Regions from separate parts of the Homo sapiens genome. Here region 2 is linked to region 1. Evidence: read pairs that join two places in POLR2A ChIA-PET (ENCODE). Cell type or tissue: A673. All regions are shown on one strand. Region 1 overlaps PCCA (propionyl-CoA carboxylase subunit alpha). Region 2 overlaps CLYBL (citramalyl-CoA lyase).

Evidence for each region. Peaks named below come from ENCODE experiments on the same cell type or tissue, not always from the same donor. Only the 100,000 strongest peaks of a DNase experiment are listed, where the experiment ranks them.
Region 2: POLR2A ChIA-PET joins it to region 1 with 5 read pairs; 4 of 35 experiments call an interaction of 5 or more read pairs at or near these places.

Annotation. Positions count from the first base shown.
Region 1 is chr13:100,122,582-100,127,581 of GRCh38, reverse strand. The region is part of intron 4 of PCCA (propionyl-CoA carboxylase subunit alpha); the gene reads right to left. Among named protein-coding and RNA genes, the nearest start is that of PCCA, 36 kb to the right of the region's middle. In A673, no CTCF peak of the experiment used is centred here; a DNase peak (open chromatin) is centred at 3,101.
Region 2 is chr13:99,716,474-99,721,473 of GRCh38, reverse strand. The region is part of intron 1 of CLYBL (citramalyl-CoA lyase); the gene reads right to left. Among named protein-coding and RNA genes, the nearest start is that of CLYBL-AS1, 10 kb to the left of the region's middle. RefSeq lists an enhancer at 4,049-4,838. In A673, no CTCF peak of the experiment used is centred here; no DNase peak of the experiment used is centred here.

The DNA of each region.
Region 1 (5,000 bases):
TCAGTAAGATAGGACTTCTGATCCTTCCCAAATAGCTGCTTAGAGAAAAATAAATCCATGATTAGGTGCTTTTTCATAACAGCAGGTACTAATTACACTGAAATACATAAATTCCCTTTAAAACCATGTTGTTTAAGTTTACCAGAAATTATAAAATAAACAAAACCAAAAAGATATATTAATACAATATTTCACTTTTTTCTTAATTTAAAATTTTAGTATAAGTAAAAAGTAACTTCAGTATAAGTTATTAACAAAAAATTCAGAAAGTCTTAAGACATCTCCTTAACGTTTTATAAAAGAAAATATCCACAAGTCACTTCCCACAGATTAAAAAAAGCTGGATGGTTTTATTGAATTTAAATAGCAAGGTACATGAACATACAAATGAATAAGTCATACATGAAGATACTGATATAAATCCTGCCCAAATATAATTTTTGCCTGACTGCTAAATAAAGTCATAGTCCATCTTGACTGGAATGACTAGTTTACCTTTAACTCCGGGTGGCTTAAGCTATCAGTCCTTTAAGAAGCTTTACTGGTTTTTGACAATTTAACCTGCTGAGCTCACAGCACCCATGGGAGGGTCTTGGTTGCAAGTTTTACTTCTGATGCTGCTGACCACTAATACTGACTCCATTGATAATGGATTTCAATAACAGCCATCCACAGGTTAACACTGAGTATTACCCATAACACTGCTTTAATTAAGTTAATACATGAAAGTCACAGTTTGGTAGAAAGTTTTATTAAATTTGGCAGTGCTCACAATAATAAAAAAAAATGGTGTTCATCTGTACAATAACTCTTTAAATTTGCCTAGAGATATAATCCAGTTTGCTCATGGATTTATGCTGCATTTCAATTTATTTTCTAAAAGGAATTCAATTTATTAGTTCCATTCCCCCAAAATACATACATTTCTAGCATTTCTAATAGATAGTTTCCTGACAGATAACCCCAACCATGCTGGGCACAGAATGGGTCTGTCTACCTGGCACAAAGAGACCCCCCGCTACAGCAAAGGAGGTTTCCACCCCCACCCCCAATTTAAATTCAAGCATTTTGATGGTGGAAAAGATTCATGCTTTGATTTGTCCATAGTTCATGTGTTAAATATTAATTTGTCTCTGAAATACTGGAATTATTTTTTCATCTTGAAAAGTAAAGACACATAAATTTCACTTTCAAACCCAAACCCTTTATGCATAGAAAACAAGCCAGAGAATATTTACACGAATATATGAAAGGGCAAAGCAAACATAGGTTTAAATGACTCTGTTAAAAAAAAAAGATACCATACTATAAACACAAATCACAGCACAGTTGACACAATTTTCTATTTTTATACATATAAGGAAATCTGAGGTTATTTTATGGAAAAGCAAACAATGGCTGAATTCAGCTCATATACATATTGAATTTGGCAATGATTGTGTTTTTTAAATACACAACCTGACAGGCACTATGGTAGATAATAATGAATCAGCATGGGAGCCATTTAACATACTTCTTGATTAACTCATTGCCTGTCCAATTCGTACACAGACATGCTTACATGTCATAATCGTCATAATTCCCATCATCCCCACCACTAACACTACAGCGCCTTGATTAGTCCACAACTCCCAGACGAGCCATTGCTAATGCTAAATAATTCTCTTCAGCCTCCTGCTACTATTCTGCAGGATCTCCAATTAAATATAGTATTAATGTGAACAAATACCTACCAGGAATCCCATCCTATTCCATTTTACCCAAAAATGCAGAGAAAATAATTTAGCCAAGTCAAAGATAATCAAAACACTTAAAATTGATACAGTATACTGTTTCTGCAAAATAAGTTTTTCCAAAGACAATAAAAGAAAAAAAGAAAAGGAAAAGAAATGTCTACACATCTTAAATGCTTTCTTCTCCTGGTTAGTTCTTTAATGAAAAGTCTATTGTTTTAAATTTGCATAGTAGGTACATTGTATTCTTAATCTAAAAAGATTTCTGAAAGCTAAGTTTTATAAGAAAAGTGAGCAATAGCAAGTTTTAAAGCCATTATGCCATTTTTTAAACCCTTTGATTACCTAATTACCAGACTCCCAGATTCAAAACCATATACTAAGGCAAACAATTCCTCCCTTCCCATTAAATGCAGTACTGCAGTCACTCTCCAGAGGCTTTGCCGTAAGACTTTTTGCTGTTGATAAGGAAAGTTAATATTGAAGAATGGCAACTATAAATACCTTTTGTAAGAATAAATTAAGAATCCTATAGATTTCCTATTGCAACCTAAATGTCTGGAAATATTTCTGATCTAATTAAGACCAACTGTGAAACATGGACCAGGACAGCCATCATCTTAAAATATCCTTTACTAAGAAAAGGCAGTTTAAGAAAATGTTACTGAAATATAACATTCTCAAGTACACACACACACACACACACACACACAAATAAAAGGTCACCTGATACTTTTCAGTTAACACCCCAAAAAAGTTTTCCAAGCCTGACTTTAGTCATTTGCTCCTATTTGAGGATCAGTGATAGGCATCAGCTCCAAACAAGTCCATTAACAATTTTTGTGAAATTAAAAAGAAAATGTTTAATTAAGAACCTTAACTCCTTTCCAAACAGAAAAAGTTTGAAAATATTCTGAAATCATGTAAAGGAGAAAAAATGCGTTTGAGGTTTTCACATTTAAGTTGCTTTCATCTCTATATACATCTAAGGTAAAACTGAAGATACACTGACAAAAATATAAATAAGTGTATGTATATACAGAGACATGTAAATATAAAAAATGAAATAAAGATATTCTAATAATCCCATAAAATGTTGAAAAGTTTAACCCTAAGGTCTTTTATACCTTAGTCTGCATTAATGTGTTCCATTTCCATTTACCTGATCATTACCCTCCAGTTTGTTCAGCTGGAACCAACATACACTAATTACTTAGACATCACCAAGTCCTATTCGTCCTCGGTCCCTCCCCAGACAGCAGGGACATATCATCAAGGGTAGGCATAAAAAGTGATGACTGCCCTCACCTTACTGTCAATCACCCCAGAGTGCTCACAGGAAACCCCACTCAATCTCATTATAGAATCCTGAGGCTGAGACTACAGTGCGCACCAGGGATCATCCTTTCAACAGCAGGCTGCCTGGGTAAGATGTGAGTCACAGTGAATACTTCCCTAATTTTAGGTTCTTGTTTCAACGTGGTAAAATCAGATATTTCTCATTTAAATCCAACATGACTGTACACAGACAAAGCAACAAAATATGTATAGATAGGTTCAATTTAGGAACGTAGATAGAGAATACAGTCAAAGGTTGAATGATTCTGTTGATATACAGAATCATTTTCCTCTTTGGGAATGAAGATTCTCAACTCTTTTCATTTAACCTGATGAGATCTCATTTTTTAAAAAATATCAAAACTTATTTTAGCAGTTTGATATAAATGTGACAATATATTTTACCATTTTTGTGGAAAGACATACTAGTCTTTATACTTAAAACATTCATTTGGAGAAGTACAACAATCTTAAATTCCCAAATTCTTTGCTCTCACTATTCACCAAACTAATGAAATGGGCCCATGTGTCCATTTAGAAACTCCTAGTCACTAAAGCCATTAAACATTTCTCATTCCTTATATTTCTTATCTTCTCTGAGATACCTAAAAATCTCAGTAAATTAGAGGCAAGCAATCCTAGAATTACCTTGTCTTCTAAATCCACATAATATTCATGAGACCCTCTTTAACAACTCAAAAATCCTCCCACATCATCCCACTGCCTAAAATCTAACAAATGTATTCCATAGACCTATGTCTTCTTGCTGACTTACAATGTATTAAAATGTATTTTAATATGTTAGGCTACTCCCCATCAATTTTCCTCAGAATTATCTAGGCTATTCTTGCATATTTACTCTTTGTCAATCCCCCCCCATTATGTTGTTATATTAGGATTTAATAGAAAATGTACAGAAAAGAGCATTTTTAAAAATCGGTTTCCCTATACAAAAATAAGAAGTCCTCATGTAAGTCCTAAAAATTTCATTTTAAATTCACATCATACAGTGTTTTATCATTTCCATTGCTTCTACGAGGTTACATTTCTTGTTGTATTTTCTACCTTATTGATATATAGGAAATTTATAGATTTATTTATATTTACTATTTAACCAACCACCAGAGATTTTTTCTGTTTCTAAAGAGTTATTCAGGGCCAGGTGCAGTGGCTCACGCCTGTAATCCCAGCACTTTGGGAAGCCGAGGAGGGTGGATCACCTGAGGTCAGTAGTTTGAGACCAGCCTGGCCAATATGGTGAAACCCCAACTCTACTAAAATACAAATCCTAGCCAGGCATGGTGGCAGGCACCTGTAATCCTAGCTACTCGGGAGGCTGAGGCATGAGAATGCTTGAACCTGTGAGGCGGAGGTTGCAATGAACCAAGATGGTGCCATTGCACTCCAGCCTGGACGACAGAGTGAGAATTTGTCTCAAAAGAAAAGGAGTTATTCAGTTCATTGTATAACTAGAAACTCAATACAATCTTCTTATTTTTGCCTTTCCTATCCACCAATTTATAGCTCTTGACTAACTGTATCACCTTGTACTTCTGGAATGCTATTTCAGAACACTTGTGGCAGAGACCTCATGAATGAGATCCTTCCCTTGCTCCTTCCACCATGTGAGGACACAGCAAGAAGGCTCCACTAAGAAACTAAGAAAGGAGCCCTCACCAGGGACAACATCTAACAGTGCCTCAATCTTGACTTATCAGCCTCCAGAACTATGAGAAATAAATTCCTGTTGTTTATAAGCCACCCAGACTATGACAATCCATAACAAGCCTGAACAGACTAGGCCAGTGACCAAGAAAAAAGGGAAGGCTCAAATGTCTAAATTTAGGAATGAAAGAGGAGACATTACTACTGACCTTATAAAATAAAAATAAGAAAATACTATACCAATAAGCTAGAAACTTTGATGAA
Region 2 (5,000 bases), 410 kb after region 1:
TTTAAAAAAAGAAAATAAAAAAAGAAAAATTAATTTGAAAGAGAACCAAACAGCAGATTTAGAAGGAAAAAAACAGAGTCACTGAAATAGTAAGTAAATTAGATTACATATGGCCAATAAAAGAATTAGGGGCCGGGAGTCATGGCTCACACCTGTAATCCCAGCACTTTGGGAGGCTGAGGCGGGTGGATCACTTGCGGTCAAAGTTCGAGATCAGCCTAGCCAACATGGTGAAACCCCGTCTCTACTAAAAATACAGAAAATTAGCCAGGCGTGGTGGTGGGTGCCTGTAATCCCAGCTACTCAGGAGGCTTAAGCAGGAGAATCGCTTGAACCTGGGAGGTGGAGGTTGCAGTGGGCAGATATCACATCACTGCACTCCAGCCTGGGCGGCAAGAGTGAAACTCCATTTCAAAAAGAAAAAAAAAAAAAAAGAATTAGGGAACTACAGAATGGATGCGGGGAAATCATACAGGACATGGCACAGAGAAGTAGGAGATGGAAGATGTTAAGAAACGAGGGAACATGAGACCTTACAACAAATGCTAATGAGAGAATAGAAAGAATGAGGACTTATGACTGAGATGTTTTCAGAATGGAAAGAAGCATTTACATTCTCAGATTGAACAGCACAGTCAGGAGCCAGATAAACAATCACAAATCAACACCTAACACATAATAGTGAAACTATAGAACACATAGAGAGAAAAGACAGATTACCCATGAAAAAAGAACAATTTTTCTTCACAGCAGAATGTTACTAAGCAGCAAAATCAACCAAAAATTAATGGAATAGTATTTTCAAAGTATTGAGAGAATATAGCTTTTAGCCTTGAACGCAACTAAGCAATCATCCAAGAGGAAGGGCAAAATAAACACGTTCTCCATACAAAGGCTGAAGAAAGTTACTATTGTTAGACCTTTACTGAGAGAAGTGACCAATGGTATATTTCAGGATAAAAAGACTCAATCCAAAAGAAAAGAGTGGGATCCAAAGGAGCGATGGTGAGCAGAGAGTAAACATGTAAGTAAATCTAAATGAGCCAGCAATATCAATTATAATGTTGTCTCATTTAAAACAAAGTACTGAAAAAAAAATGAACCAAAAAGTTAAGTACTAGACTCTGATAACATGCTACACAGGGAATACGAAAGACTGGGAGTGAATATCAGAGCCAAAATATTCCGAGGCATTTTGATCAGAAGGAGAGCAGAGAAATATCCATTAACTTTAGACTCAAATAAAATATGCATATTAAATTTTAAATGTAATCACCAAAAGAAAAAATAGAATGTATAATTTCTAAATCAATAGGAAGAAATAAGCAAAGTAGAATAAATAAGAAAACTATAATAAAATAAATAAAACTTAAAAAAAATAAAGAGAACTAAGTACAATGAAAAGCAGGAAAAGGGGAAATACAGTAAGTAAACAGCATAGTATATAAAATTAGTAACATATGGTAGTAAAACCAAATTTGATTACATTAGCAATCACAACAAATGTGAACAGATTAAATATCCCTGCTAAAAGACCAAGATTACATTTAAAGAAAAAAAAAGTTTCAATTTAATACTGTTTATAAAAGATACACCTAAAACAGAAGGACACAGAATGGTTGAAAGTAAAAAATAAAAAGGTGATTAAAATAAAAAGATACTGTCAAGCCAGGTGCAGTGGCTCATGCCTGTAATCCCAGCACTTTGTGGGGCTGAGGTGGGTGGCTTGTCTGAGGTCAGGAGTTTGAGACCAGCCTGGCCAACGTAGTGAAACCCCATCTCTACTAAAAATACAAAAAATTAGCTGGGTGTGGTGGCGGGCACCTGTAATCCAAGCTACTAGGGAGGCTGAGGCAGGAGAATCGCTTGAACCCAGGAGGTGGAGGTTGCAGTGAGCTGAGATAGCACCACTGCACTCCAGCCTGGGCAACAAGAGCAAAACTCCGTCTCCAAAAAATATATATATATATTGTCAGGTGATGCCTGTTTTGTTTCTTGATGTGACTGGCATAGAACAGGTTCTTGGCTGGACATGGTGGCTCACGCCTAATCCCAGCACTTTGGGAGGCCAAGGCAGTAGAATCACTTGAGGTCAGGAGTTTGAGACCAGCCTGAGTAACACAGCAAGACTCCATCTCATAATTAATAAATAAATAAATAATTCAGCCAGGCTTGGTGGTGCCTGCCTGTAGTCTCAGCTACTCAGAAGGCTGAGGCAGGGAGATCATGTGAGCCCAGGAGGTGAAGGTTGCCGTGATCTCACCACTGTACTCCAGCCTGGGTAACAGAGAGAGACCCTGTCTTAAAAAAAAAAAAAAAATAGGCCTTGTGTGGTGGTTCATGCCTGTAATCCCAGCACTTTGGGAGGCCAAACAGGCAGCTTACCTGAGGTTGGGAGTTCAAGACCAGCCTGACCAACATGGAGAAACCCCATGTAGGAGAAATCTCTACTAAAAATACAAAATAAGCCAGGCGTGGTGGTGCATGCCTGTAATCCCAGCTACTGGGGAGGCTGAGGCAAGAGAATCGCTTGAACCTAGGAGGCGGAGGTTGCAGTGAGCTGAGATCATGCCACTGCACTCCAGCCTGGGCAACAAGAGCGAAACTCTGCTCAGAAAAAAAAAAAATTCTCAACAGGTATTGCTGAGTGAGTGACTGAATTAATTAATATCAAACAAGATAGAAACTAGGGCAAAAACATTCTCAGGATAAAGAAGATCATTATCTAATGATAAAAAGAACATTTTATCAGAAAAATATTTCTCAAATTGCAGACATCTGAAATAAACAATAAAATTATTAGAATTACAGAAGTAATTGATAAACTCACAACCAGAAGCAGAAATGGATAGATCTAATGGACATAAATTTAGTAAGACTTGAACAGCACCTGAAGAAGCACTGCCTCATAGACACGAGTCCAGGAAATACCAGCCCAAATATGCTGAATTGGTTTGCTGGTTACTTCAAGCTGAAGGCATTTGGGAAATAGCAAATGCAGAGGGGCTTTTCCTGAATCTCCCTTATCCAGTGAAATGCAGATTCTCCAGAAGGAAGCCAATTGTCATGAAAACCCTCTCTAGGTTTTTTTTTTTTTTTCTTTTTTTTAATCTATCAGGGGAGGTTAACAGGCAACAGGAGTCAAACCTAGAAGAGGCTGGAACTTGGCACCTGGTCCGGACAGGCTACTGCCTATTTTTGCAAAAGCCCATGCCCCTTTTCATAATCATTTACTCCCTAAGTGACCCCTACTTATCTCCCCATTCCCCTAGGAAGGGTGTAGAAAAGCTTCTGAGGCTGGGAGAGGTAGCTAATGCCTATAGTTTCAGTACTTTGGGAGGCCCAGGCAGGAGGATCACTTGAGCCCAGGAGTTATAGACCAGCCTGGGCAACTTAGGGAGACCCTGTCTCTACAAAACAAAAACAAAAACAAAAGCAAACAAACAAAAAACAGTAAGAGAATGCTAAAAACAACTTTATGGCAATAAACTTAAAAACAGAGAATGTGAACTATATTCCAGATAAATATAAGTAATCAAAAGTACTGTAATTCAATAAATGAAAGCTAGGAAATCTGAAGTGATCCTATGTTATTAAATATGCTGCATTAGTAGTCAAGACAGATACACACACACACACATACACACCCAAGTTGTACAGATAATTTCTAACAAGTTTTAACAAAAGCCTTTAAGAAACAGATTACTCAAGGCAGTGAATTCACAGTGGCTCACCCATGGAATCCCAGCATTTTGGGAGGCTGAGGTGGGAGGATCACTTGAGCCCAGGAGTCTGAGACCAGCCTGGGCAATATGGCAAAACCCCATCACTACAAAAAATACAAAAATTAGCCAGGCATGGTGGCGTGTACCTGTAGTCCCAGTTACACAGGAGGCTGAGGCAGGAGGATCCGGGGAGCCTGGGAGGCAGAGGATGCAGTGAACTGAGATCGTGCCACTGCACTCCAGCCTAGGCAACAGACCGAGACCCTGCCTCAAAAAAATAAAAAATAATTCTTTTTTTTTTTTTTTTTTTTTCTAATTTTTTTGAGATAGAGTCTCACTCTGTCGCCCAGGCTGGAGTGCAACGGCATGATCTCAGCTCACTGCAACTTCTGCCTCCTGGGTTCTAGCAATTCTCCTGCCTCAGCCTCCCGAGTAGCTGGAATTGCATGTGTGCACCACCACACCCAGCTAATTTTTGAATTTTTAGTAGAGACGGGGTTTCACCATGTTGTCCAGGCTGGTTTTGAACTCCTAACCTCAGGTGATCCACCTGCTTCAGCCTCCCAAAGTGCTGGGATTACAGGCGTAAGCCACCATGCCAGCCCAAGAAACAGATAATTCATATCTTATACAAGCGGTTCAAGAAATTAAAGAGGGGGGCTGGGCGTGGTGGCTCACGCCTGTAATCCCAGCTCTTTGCGAGGCCAAGGTGGGCGGATTACCTGAGGTCAGGAGTTTGAGACCAGCCTGACCAACATGGAGAAACCCCGTCTCTACTAAAAATACAAAATTAGCTGGACGTGGTGGCACATGCCTGTAATCCCAGCTACTTGGGAGGCTGAGGCAGGAGAATCGCTTGAACCTGGGAGGCAGAGGTTGCGGTGAGCCAAGATCGTGCCATTGCACTCCAGCCTGGGCAACAAGAGCTAAACTCCGTCTCAAAAAAAAAAAAAAAAAAAAAGAAAAGAAAAGAAATTAAAGTAAGAGGGAAAGTTTCCCACATAATTTTTTCCCAATTCATTTCTGAAAAAAGCATAAAAACTGAAGGAGGCAAAAACAAGTATAGGCTGGGCGTGGTGGCTCACGCCTGTAATCCCAGCACTTTGGGAGGCCGAGGTGGGTGGATCACCTGAGGTCAGGAGTTTGAGACCAGCCTGACCAACATGGTGAAACCCTGTCTCTATTAAAAATATAAAAATTACCCAGGCATGGTGGCAGATGCCTGTTATCCCAGCTACTTGGGAGGCTTAGGCAGGAGAATCATTTGGACCCGGG